Linked DNA regions of Mus musculus: region 2 is linked to region 1. A link is a loop called in an ENCODE intact Hi-C map of the cell type or tissue named here. Cell type or tissue: heart. All regions are shown on one strand. Links, peaks and the distances in the headings refer to the core of each region. The heading gives the core; the rest is flanking DNA.

The links. Hi-C counts contacts between places; a loop is a spot of excess contacts. Peaks named below come from ENCODE experiments on the same cell type or tissue, not always from the same donor. Only the 100,000 strongest peaks of a DNase experiment are listed, where the experiment ranks them.
Region 2: a loop joins it to region 1, with 5 times the contacts of the local background. A loop is called at or near these places in 7 of 42 quality-filtered maps.

The regions. Positions count from the first base shown.
Region 1 is chr4:129,816,821-129,822,890 of GRCm38, forward strand. It overlaps Ptp4a2 (protein tyrosine phosphatase 4a2), which reads left to right and starts at 3,659. Exons shown (of 6, transcript NM_008974.4): 1 at 3,659-3,781. In heart, for the core only: CTCF peaks have their summits at 3,298 and 3,928; DNase peaks (open chromatin) are centred at 961, 2,151, 3,221, 3,881 and 1 weaker place; H3K4me3 peaks cover 3,873 bases; H3K27ac peaks cover 4,198 bases.
Region 2 is chr4:129,739,463-129,745,532 of GRCm38, forward strand. Khdrbs1 (KH domain containing, RNA binding, signal transduction associated 1) reads right to left here and starts at 2,841. Exons shown (of 9, transcript NM_011317.4): 1 at 2,317-2,841. The coding sequence starts at 2,698. In heart, for the core only: no CTCF peak of the experiment used is centred there; DNase peaks (open chromatin) are centred at 2,179 and 2,999; H3K4me3 peaks cover 3,910 bases; H3K27ac peaks cover 3,227 bases.

The sequences.
Region 1 (6,070 bases), core at 724-5,723:
CCTTTCTTCCTCATTAAAAACCATTAGAGTATGTTCCTAAAGCCAGACCCCAAGGTCTATTCCCTTATTTCTTATTTATCCACGTCTCCTTCCAAGGCTGACTGCAAAGGTCCAGCCATCAAAGTATTGAAGTCCAGCAATCAAAAGCCCCCTTTGGCTCCCCTAATTAACATGTCAATTAAATTAAACACCTTATCCTAACCTGGAGTTTCCTCTGGACCTTTATGAACTGCATTTGGCCAATGGGCTATGTCTGTCTCTTCTCTATTCAGAGGCAGTTCTTGGTCTTGTTGTCTCATATCCCGTGTTCCCTGACACCACACACACACAAATACACGTTCATCCTCTATCTCCTGTCTTCGTCTCTATTCCCCGACCCTTGTCTCCCTGGGGCAAGTGAATCTTCTATGTGCTGAGAACTTGGTCTTGGGGTGTCCTGAACCCATATTGATCCCTTTTGTTGCTCCTCGTGGCTTGCTCAACATGTTATCTTACATATCCTAGGACCATCAGTCCAGGGGTTGGCGCCACTCATAGTGGTCCAGGCCCTCCCACATCAATCATTAATGAAGAAACTGCCCTACAGACTTGCATTACAGGTAGCATCTTCTCAACTAAAGCTCTCTCTTCCCAAATGACTCTGGCTTGTTCCAAGTTGAAAAGGAAAAAAAAAAAACAAAACAAAACATAAAACAAAAAACTCTAATTAGGACACAAGGTTACATAGCAACTTTATGGCCACACAAAGAGGCCAAGTAAGAGAGCATAAACTCACAGAATGGGAACCAGGGACCTGGGCTGTGTCCCAACCCTAGCACCGCAGTTTCTCTGCCATACCCCCCATTTCTTCTTTAGTACTGCTGTGTATGGCAGGCCCACACAGCGTCTGCTTCCAAGGAGATCATGCACTGGAAAATGAGCCAGGAATACCGCCAGCTTTAGCCTCACATGGGGGCTGGGAGGATTAATAAGCTAATGGCACTTGGAGTGCTTCAGCAATGGCCCTGGATAAACTCAGGGTACTTATGTGTGAAGCTCACTGCCAAGGTGGTTTGGGTTTAATAAGGCACCCGCAGCCCGGTTCCCGCTCTGTTTATGGTGGGGAGGAAGTAAAACTGCCTTGTAACCTTCTCTGGAAAAACTAGGTTTGAGAGGCTTGTATACCTCTTCACTGGCCTACGGGTAAGGCGCAGTGATGGTGACCCTGTGGTCTCGTATAGGTGGGCGCCCGAGGTCTCGGTAGGCTTTCCAGCGCACTCTGCGGGACACCAATTAGTGACGGAAGTCAGAGACTAACACGATTATCTGGGCCCCAGAGGCAGACAAACCCGGGCCAAGTTCTGCCTCTGACGTTTCATTTCTCTAAGCCTCTATTCTCTTTTAAAATGAGTTAATAATACCTTCTTCACAGGGTTATTTAGAAACATAAGTCTGGTAATTTATTTAAAAGCACCTTGCCCAGAGCTTGGAATAGAGTAGGTGCTTTTAAAAATGGCCATTAGTGTAGGTGTTGCTGTTATCCTCATGTTATGTTACTTACTGATATTTTAGGGCCCGGCTGAGAGCCAGGCGGTGGGAAATTCATTCCTTCAGCTATCTACTCATTTGCCCTAGTAGACCGGTCCTGCAGAGGAGAATCATGAAAACAGGCATTTATAGCATGTTGTACATACTATGGTAGGATGTGCATAATAAGGTGTTTTGAAGCCATAAATGAAGCATCCATAACCAGGAAATGCAGCCAAAGTTCTGCTGGGTGGTTAGTTCTTCCTCTCCAGTCTGTCCTTGGAGAGACGCTGCCTGAAGAAAGGCTGGGAGAATAATGCAGGCAACCCTTGCGCAGCCTTCACACCCTCTGCCAGGGGCCTTGATTCTAATCTCTAGACTCTCTTGCTCCTCAAGGCCTTTTAACTCCCACACAGCAAGGCCACACAGACTTGCCCTAAAATACCCCATCCTCCTGAGTTCTGCGCTGTGGCTGTAGGAGGCTGAGTCATTAGATCTTTCTTTTTAAAACTAAGTTCTAAAGGGCAGCTTCTGGTGAGGAGCGATGCTCCAGGACTGCCTCGTGGGAAAGGGCTAATGACCACTGACCACTGCATTTCCTCACAGGGCAAGGGCAGGATGAACACACTGGGGAGCGATAGCTCCAGGGGCATTCTCATTTCCTTGTAAGTGTCAATCCTGGGTGGGCGAGGGTTCCGTGCGGGATAGTGAGTATACACTTTTCTGCCCACTCCCATCTTGGGGAAATCTAACCCACTTCTCAGGCCAGCCTCCAGAGCCTTTTCCTGTTCCACTTGGCAATAGCCCAAACCAGCCTCCCAACTCACCGGGTAACCACATTTTCCAAACAAGAAATCAAGATGCATGAACTGGCTTATAACTTCTGGCCAGGTTTCAAAAGCAAAAGGCAAACAAAAACAAAACAAAACAACACAACACAAAAAACCTCCTTCCATTAGAGAATCTCTAAGATAATCTTCAAAACTGTTAAAATCCAACTCAAACTTTTTTTTTTTTTTGAGGCTCCCAAGAGTTGAATTTAGGGCCTCACATGCAAGGCAAGCTTTTCCCAGAGTTCTATTCCCAGTTCCAATTCTAGAGGTGCTTTCTTTCTGTAGACCAGGCTGGCCTTGAACTGGGTTTAAAGGCATAGGCCACCACCGCCAGACTTTTTTTTTTAATCACGCCCATTCTTCATACTTTATTTAAGTATTGAAGAGTATCTGTGCTGTGAAGACAGTATTCCGCTTAATAGTTGAGAATACCTAGGAAAAAACTTTTTCCTTAATTCTGCATTTCCGTATCTAAAGAGTCTGTGTGTTGCTTGCCCGATAGAGGTCTGGGGAGCAGGGCAGAGAGACTTCGCAGAGATGTTCGAGGCCTCCAGGAAGGACAGCCAAGTATAAGGTACTCGGTTCCCCACTTCTGAGCTGGAAATCCCCGAGCTCAGGCCCCGGTTGCCGCCCAGTCCCAGTCCCAGACCCAGCGGGATCTGGCTCGAGGCGCCTCCCGGGATCCGGAATCCGCCCGCGACCTTGCGGGTCACTGGGTGGCCAGAGGCGCTAACTTAGACCCAGGTGCGGATGGGCGAGTCGCAGAGTGGGCGGGCGCTTCCCTCAGCCACGTTCGTCACCCCGCTACCCCCACCCCGCGCCGGTCACATGTATACGCCTTCCGTCGCCCCCAGTGCCGAGCGCAGCAAGCCACGCGGAGGCGGAGCGCGGGAGGCGCCCAGGGCAGTGGGTCAAAGCTCTGTAGGCAGAGTGGGTGGGGCCAACCGCCGCGAGCCGCCGGCAGCCAATCATCGGTTCCGAGGGCGTGGCTGCGCCGCGCGCGCCGCGCCCCGCAGCGCCCCCTGAGGGGCGGCGGCGGGAGCTGGTCCGGCTGCGCGCGCAGCGGTGGTGGCGGCGGCGCGATCGGCCGGGCTGTAACCGTCGTTCGTCCGGGAGCGGCTGGAGCGGCAGCAGCGGCCGGGCACGGCGCGAGGCGACGCCAGCGGGCAGCGGCGGTAGCGGGGGCAGCGGCGGCAGCGGGGGGGGAACACAGCGGCGGTCGCGGCAGCAACAGTAGCAGCAGCAAGACGGACTCGTGGACACGCGCCGCCGCCGCCGCCGCCGGGCCGGGCCGGGTGTCGCGCGCCGAGGCTGGGGGGGAGTCGTCGCCGCCGCCGCCGCCGCTCCCGCCGCCGCCGCCGCCGCCGAGGTGACTGAGGAGAGAGGCGCCTCCTCGCTCCCGCCTCCGCCGGCCTTCAATGCCCAGTCCCCAGCTTGCCAGCGTGAGTGCGCCCCTCCCGGGCGGCCCCGCGCGGCGCCCGGGCCTCGGGCAGGGGAGGGCGGGAGGCGCCGCTGCCATTAGAGCAGGCCCGAGACACGTCCCCGGAAGGAGGGCCGGGCCGGGCCAGGGGCGGGGAGCGCGGCTCGAGGTGGGGTGAGCGAGCGAGAGAGCGAGAGAGCGTAGAAGAATGCGGGAGAAGGTGCGTGTGCGGGCAGCATGTGTCCTTGTGGGGGCGAAGGTGTGGTGAGAGCGAGTGGGGACGAGGAGGAGCGTGGCGGACTAGGTGGTGTGCAGGGGTGCGCCTGCGTTTGTCCGGCGCGTGAGCACAGGCATCCTGGAGGCCCCTTGGTCTTTGTGTTGATAGGGAACCCTTCGCGTCCAGGGACTTAATTCACTCAAGCGTGGGATCCCTGAGTTGCAGTCAAGTAAGAGAAAAGGGTCTGAGTCTCCCGTGACGCTGATCTCTGGCGTTCTTTCCCCTTTTCGTAAAAATGTATTGTAAATTTATGAATTTCCAGAGATGTCTTTGCCATCCTCCCCACCCCCATTTCCCAGCGCTAACCATCCAAGCTTGACTCTTGTCCCGGAGTCTGAGTTTTAGCCGGTAAAGTATTCGGAAGCGTAAACTTTTTTTTTTTTGGCAAATGCTCAGTGTTGAGGTCAAGGCTATTTAATGAGGTAAGCCGCGGTATCTTTTATCTGTGACTCTCTCGTATCCTTCTGCAGAAAAGCGCCTAAGAAACGGTCATAAATATCGATAAAGTGCCATAGTTTAGTTTCTGCCCTTGGATTTGTCACGAAGTATAAAGTGACTAATCTAGCGTCATTGTAGGCATTCAGCAAATGTTTCAGTTTGGAGTCGCTATTGCTGGATTAGTATATGGTATTTACTTGCTTCCCCGCTCTGTGTTACTGAGCTGTTTCAGACAGGAAGTGAGAGAAGTTGAGCCTTGTTAGTGTGCAAGAGGAAACTAAGACTATAGAAGAACTCACATTATCAGAGCTTCGTTTTTTGATCCTGACACTCTTAGTTTTGGATCGGATGATCGGAAAGAATTGTTAATGGACTTTTTCTATGGGGGATGCAGAAGAAGTTCTTTTGTTTCATTTGTTTTATTGGACTTTTAGAAGTTCCAAATAGGTTCTTGATTTGGTATCATCTCAAATGCTTCATAACAGGTTGGCTTTGAACTCTGATCTTCCTGCCTCAAGTCTCTCCCAAGTGTTAAAGGTATAGGTATATAAGTAGGCTGAGTTGGGGATTTGAGATGAACTGTTGATAAAGATTTTCTGTTTAATGATGTAATCATAGAAGGTAATTGGAAATAAGTGAGTAAAACTGAGCCTGGTGGCAGAGGTCTGTGATCTCAGCTCCTCGGGCATCAGAGGCCAGAGGATGGAAGGTTTCAGGGGCAGTTTGTGAAACTTTGTGAGGCCTAAATCTCAAAATAGTAAAAAAAAAAAAAAAAAGGAGGGGGGGTGTTCAAAATAGTAAAAGGGATCTGAGGATAGCTCTGCCGTAGAGCACTGCCTCGTACAAAGAAGAACTCAGTTTAATTCCTAGTGACACTACTACAAAAAAATGTTGGGAATAAGGAAAGTTAAAAAAAAAGGTGGTTCTTTGTGATAGTGGGTATAGAATTACAACAAAATTCAATATGAAGTTATCTATCATAGTTCTTTTGAGGTCAGGTCTCATCCTGTAGCCTGGCCTGGAACTTAACTGCTGGCCTGACATTTGTGGTATTCTTGCTGCAGCTTTCCAGCTGCTAACATGGCAGGCATGACCCCACTAAGCTTGGGTAGAAATGAATGGTGTATTCTTAGTGTGTCCTCTCAGAAACTGGCATCCCCTGCTTGAGAGGCAGAATTGTCTTTTCCTGGGAGGTGGGAGTGATTAGTAATAAGTGCTGCTATGCTTCAGGTGCCTTTAATATTCATTTATCACGCCACGAAGGGGAGGTTAGCCTTGTTGGCATTTGTTTGGCAGGCTTTTTGAGATGCTTCTGTTTGTTTGCTAGGCACTGGGGGTTTGGTGATGTGCCCCCTGGACTTAGTGAGATAAGAGACGCATGGGCAGCAGGCACTTTGTTCAGTAGCTTGTCCCAGGTCACACAGATGATAAGAATTGGATTAAAAATGTTTAAGGTCATTTTTCCAGAATACCAAACCATTCTCTCAGTAGCATATCTGATTTTGAAATTTCTCATCCTTAGAATGACCTAGCAGTTTGCACACAGGAGAGCTGGGGAAGCCAATGGAGAGGACAAGTGCCTTTGAGGCAAGAGGA
Region 2 (6,070 bases), core at 500-5,499, 78 kb before region 1:
TAAGAGCCCAAGTATTACAGAATAGAGGTACCAAGCTGACATGCACAGAGTTGATGTTTCTATTCACTGACCACAGGTTTTGTTTACTGTGCTTCAAAGGCCCTTATTTGCTGTTTTCATATTTGACTGGAAAGAAAAGCAGGTCTTTAAGTCATTGTAGATCCGTGACCTTTTTGCATTATACAAACGGTAAATCCCCTTCAACAATGCTGGGAAACAGAGAGCAGATGAAGGGAAAATGGTATATTCCTTTTATTTCTTTTCAGCTTTGTATTTTGAGTACCTGTGTAGGACATAAGATAACATCAGGCCGGTGGTGGTGGTGCATGCCTTTAATCACAGCACTTGGGAGGCAGAGGCCAGCCTGGTCAACAAAATGAGTTCCAGGACAGCCAGGTCTATACAGAGAAACCCTGTCTCGAAAAAACAACAACAACAAAAAAAAACAAAGAAAACAGCCGGGCGTGGTGGTGCACGCCTTTAATCCCAGCACTTGGGAGGCAGAGGCAGGCGGATTTCTGAGTTCGAGGCCAGCCTGGTCTACAAAGTGAGTTCCAGGACAGCCAGGGCTATACAGAGAAACCAAAAAAAAAAAAAAAAAAAAAAAAAAACCACCAAAGAAAACAAAAACAGGATCCCCCAGTACTGAAGTTACAGGTGTCTGAAAGCCTTCTGATGTGGGTGCTGGGAACTGAACCCCTGTGGAAGAGCAGACAGTGCTCTTAAAGGCTGATTTGTCTCTCCATTAGATAGTGCTCTTTCACAATGAACTGTCCACGATATCGTTCTGGCCAGAGTGCAATGCTCTGTGTACTGGACGCTATCAGAGGAGATCTGGGGGCTCTGGAGCATTGCTCTCCAAAGGAGAGGGGGGAGAATTCTGAAGCTCTCAGGCAGTCTTTGATGAAATAACCTTTATTCCTTGTGGCTAGGGTCTAATATACATTTTGGGGTGGGGTGGGATCTAAAAGCAGATGCTTTCTATTGGCTTGGTCGGAGAAGTTAGGGATGCTACATCTGCATGTGGAGGGAGGGCCTTCAGGTGTTGGGGGGGGGGTTTAACACCCCGTGTGACTGACTCATGGGGTGTCTTGGTCAAGTGTTCCAGGTTCAGAGTAGGGTTTCTGAATCCGCTCAACCTTCCCAGTTTTTGTCTGGTGACAAGGTTCCATCAGCCCCTCAACAGTCCAACTATTCAACCAGTAGGACAGACTGTGGGTATTAGATGCTTAATAAAAATTAGATATCAGCCGGGCAGTGGTGGCGCACGCCTTTAATCCCAGCACTCGGGAGGCAGAGGCAGGCGAATTTCTGAGTTCGAGGCCAGCCTGGTCTACAAAGTGAGTTCCAAGACAGCCAGGGCTATACAGAAACCCTGTATCGAAAAACCAAAATCAAAAAAAAAAAAAAATTCGATATCATAAAAAATACTAAAACCATGTCTAACAACAGGCGGCGGTTTGAATAAGGAAAAATATCTAAGTCGCTCAAGTCCGGAGAAGAGAGCTCCATAGTCTACAATCAGAGAACAAAGACTACCATTCTTAAACTATCTCTACTCCAGCAAAAACTAAAACAAAAAGACCAATTTCTCGTTCATCTCACGCAAAAGAACCTGCCTGCCGCCCCTTACCTCCCTCTATCATTTCTTTCTACGGTCTCCTGGGCTATCACAACCCCCCCCCCACACACACACACACTTTTGCATAACTTCAGAAACACATTTCAAAATAAAACAGAGAAACCATCCGGGTCTGCAGCAATTCTTACTCGACAGGCCGAAATGGAAAGCTTGGCTTGAGAAAACCTCAAGCTCACGGATTCTCTCGTCGCCCCGACCTCTAATGAACTTAAACCCGAGTTCCCGCTAAATCCCGCCCCGCTCCGTAGATGCGCTGTGCGGGACCGGCATTCCGGCTATCTCTACCTTACACCCCAGGTCTCCATCACCCGCGATTCCCCCCCCCAAATGTTTCCTCTTTGGGAAAGCGGGGAGAAATAGGTTCATTTCTGTTAAGAGCCGGCCCTTGGCGCGCGGGGCAACTACTACGGGAGGAGAAGGGGGCGGGAGCACGGTACTATCCATCAAGCTCTCCGCGCTCTGAGATCGCGAGTCCTCTTCGGGCCTCGTCCGTGGCTCAGAAATCTTCCCTTACACCCTGAGCCCGGGTGGGACTGTGGGTGCAGAATCTCGAAGGCCAGGTCGAGATGACAACTCTCGATGCCCGGGCTCCGAGGGGGTGGGAGCAAGAACAAAGCGGCGGCCACCCACAGTCAGGACCGGGAGACCCAGAGGACCCGCCAAGAACCGCTTACCTACGGACAGCAGCTGCATGGCGTGAGTGAAGGACGGGTCGAGCGAGTCCTTCTCGGCCATGAGTTCAGGCAGGTACTTATTCTCCGGCTCCATCTTGACCGCGGCTGTGGCTGACGGGGGCAGCAGCGGGGTCGGCGCGGAACCCACCACCGTCGCGTCGGGACCAGGGGTGGAGGGAGGCAGCAGCGGCGGCGGCTGGGTGGCGGGCGAGGCCCGAGCGCCTCCTCTGGGCCCACCTCCCCCTCCCCGGGGCCGGTGAGGAAGCGGCGACGGCCGAGACGGGGTCAGACGCACCGAGGGGTGGGCACCTGACGGGTCCTTGGAGCAGCTGCGGCCCGAGGACCGGGTGAGGCGCGAGGCAGGATCGTCCCGGCGCTGCATCGGGGATGATGGGTGGCGAGCGAACGAGCGAGGAAGCGACGCGGCGGCAGCTGAGGCCCGAGCGGCGGTTGGCGGGGGTGGAAGAACAGGAGCGACAGCGACCGAAGCCGACCCGAGCGACCCAGCGAGAGAGCACCGGAAATGAGGCGGCGCGCGTGCGCAGGCGCCTACCGGCACCGCCCTTGAGTTTCTCCGCGGAGAACAAAGTCCCCAGTTGGACCACGGCGCCTGCGCCGACTGAAGACGTCGCCTCCCCGCTTGGGCTCCGAGCTTAGGGCGCCTGCGCGGGCGCCCGCCGCCTTCCTTCATTTCTTTTTCTTTTCCACGTGACCCGGCGCTAGCGGTACACGTGTCTCCCCTCCCCCTCCCCCGGGCGGAGTGCGCGGAGGGGGCGGGCGCCGTGGAATGTCTTTGTCTGCGCTCGGGCCCGCGGAGTGTGCGGCAGGAGACCTGTTATTCGTGCGCCACGCCTCCTTCAACGGCCGAGCCTGGGGAGGTCCCCGAGGGAGCGGTGCCCCGGAGTGGAATCGGGGGCCGCCCCTCCAACCGGGAAATGAAAAGAACGCTTCTGGAGAGAGGGGGACGCGAGGGTTAGAGCCAAGTGAAGCCGGAAGAGAGGGAAAGACTGCGCGAGCGAACGGGATGGGAAGATGGGGATGCGGGCGGGCGTGGTGGGAGGGAGGAGGCTGACCCAGAGATAAGTGATGAGTGTGCGAAAGGGAAGCCAGGAATGGGGAATGCTGTGTGTTGCAGAACTGAAACTCAGAAGGAGTCGAAGGGGTCAGTCAGAGACGCAAAGACCGGAAGAAAAGGGCTCCCTCCATACCCAAGTAGGGCATCCAGGAAGTCAGTCGGCAAGATTTCCATTAGAGCAGGTTCAAAACTAGTGAGAGAATTATTAAAAGATGCATTTGGGGTCGGGTCAACTGGTAATGCTGCTTATCACCTGTTTTTGGAGTCCCCGGCTTGTTGGCTTGTTCCCCACCCACTCATCCCCGGTAAATTCCAAATTTTCTCTCTCTCTCTCCTTCCAACCCCGCCTACTCAGAAAGCCTCAGAACACAAAAAGGCGCCAAAAAATCCAGTCCTGAATTCCTGACTGTACTAATCCTCATCTTTAGTCACCAGCCACCCAAGCCCCACCCTAGATGACCATACCTGGGCACAAGCCCAGCTTGTGGTAGACTTGTCATTTTCTTCGCCTACAATCTATCAAAAAAGTACCAGCCATACTCTGCCCCCGACCTCTGAGGCTGGTGGACTCACCCGGGAACCCATTTCCAAATAGATATGCCTTTTTAAAAAAAATTATTCTTGAATTAGCTTATTTCGTTGGGGGTGGAGGGGACTATTATCAACCTGAGTTCTAGCCCCAGGCCCAAAATAGGAGAGAACCAGCTCTCCCAAGTTTTCTGACCTCTACTTGCACATAGAGGCCTTCATGTCCAGCCATACTAAGGGGATGAGGTGGTTATGCATCCTAGCGCTGAGGAGGAAAAGCCACAGAATTACCTCATGTTTGAGACAAGTCTGGCCTACATACACAGCACAGCTACAGGCCACCTAGGACAGGCCACCCTGTCCCCCAAAAACAAACTAAGAAGCATCTTATATTAGGTCTCTGACAAACTGCAGTCCTAGCACCTGTTAGACTGAATTGTTTTGTTGCCACCTTCTGTTTATTCTGTAAAACGGTGACTCCAGGGCCAGTCCTTAGCCCATGTTGGCTGCCTAGTTCTCAGAGCTCCTAGTACTCCTGCTCTGAATGCTGGTCCTTCACAAGGGATCCCCCTGCACTCTTTCAAAAAGACAAATACTTTCATTTTTCCTTAACACGTGTTTTCACTGCAGAGTCAGTGACTCACTCTCTAACCCAGAGTGGCTTTGAACTCAAAACAACTCAGTCTTAATCTTCAGAATACTGGAATAACAAGACATAAATCACCATGAGACAGATAGTACTGCTGTAAGGACCAGGGCACAGTCTCTAAGATCTCTTCATCCTAGGGTACTGTATGCAGATGGAACCCAAATTAAATCCCATTAAAAGTCTGAGGCTGGGCTGGTGAGATGGCTCAGTGGGTAAGAGCACCCGACTGCTCTTCCGAAGATCCAGAGTTCAAATCCCAGCAACCACATAGTGGTTCACAACCATCTGTAACAAGATCTGACACTCCCTCTTCTGGAGTGTCTGAAGACAGCTACAGTGTACTTACATATAATAAATAAAAAATAAAAAAGAGAAGTTTTTAAAAAAAAAAAAAAAAGTCTGAGGCTGAGATGTCAAGATGTCTGAGCTGGTTAAATCATCTTCAGGCCTGAAGATCTGAGTCGATCTCCAAGACTACACAGTGGGAGGAAAAAACTGACTCTCAAAAGTTGTCCTCAGATCTACACATGTGCCATGAAACAAAATGTACACATACACACACAAAAATAAAGATCTAAACATAACTTAAAATTTTTATAAGTAGCCAATCCCAGCACTAGGGAGGCAGAGACAGGCGGATTCTGAGTTGGAGGCCAGCCAGGTCTACAAAGTGAGTTCCAGGACGGCCAGGGCTACACAGAGAAACCCTGTCTCAACCCCCCCCACCAAAAAAAGATGTCAAATTACTGAAAAGGTTGGGTTTTTGTTTGTTTGGCTTTTTTGGTTTTGATTTTGGATTTGTTTAGCTATTGTTTTTGAGGTAGAGTTCTTACTATGTATCCCTGGCTAGCCTGGAACTTGATTTGTAGACCAGACCAGCCTCTACCCCTCTGCCCCTCTGCTCTCTCTGCATTGCCACTCTGCCTCTGCCTCTCTGCCTCTCTCTGCCTCTCTCTGCCTCTCTCTGCCTCTCTCTGCCCCTCTGCTCCTCCTCCTCCCTCTGCCTCTGCCTCCCCCTCTCCCTCCCTCTCCCTCCCTCTCCCTCCCTCTCCCCCCTCTCCCTTTCCCTCTCTCCCTCTTCCCCTCTCCCTCTCTCTCTCCCTCTCCCTCTGCCTCTCTCTCTCTGCCCCTCTGCTTCTGCCTCTAGAGTTCTAGGATTAAAAGCATGTGCCATCATAGCCACATGAAAAAGATGTCTAAAATGTTAATTTGTAAATTTGTATCTCTTTTCTAGTCACCTAACTACTTGTGTCTAGCATTTGTGCTTGAATCACTTATCAAAGCTAGCCAAAGAAAGAATTGCAAAAAGGCCATCCCCCAATATCTCGCCTTGATGTATTCATTACCAATAGGCAATCAGGTTAAAGTTTTCTGAATTTCCCTTATCTGCCCAAAGACAGGGCTTTCAATAAGAACTCACTAGTGAGCCGGGCATGGTGGCACACGCCTTTAATCCCAGCACTTGGGAGGCAGAGGCAGGCAGATTTCTGAGTTCGAGGCCA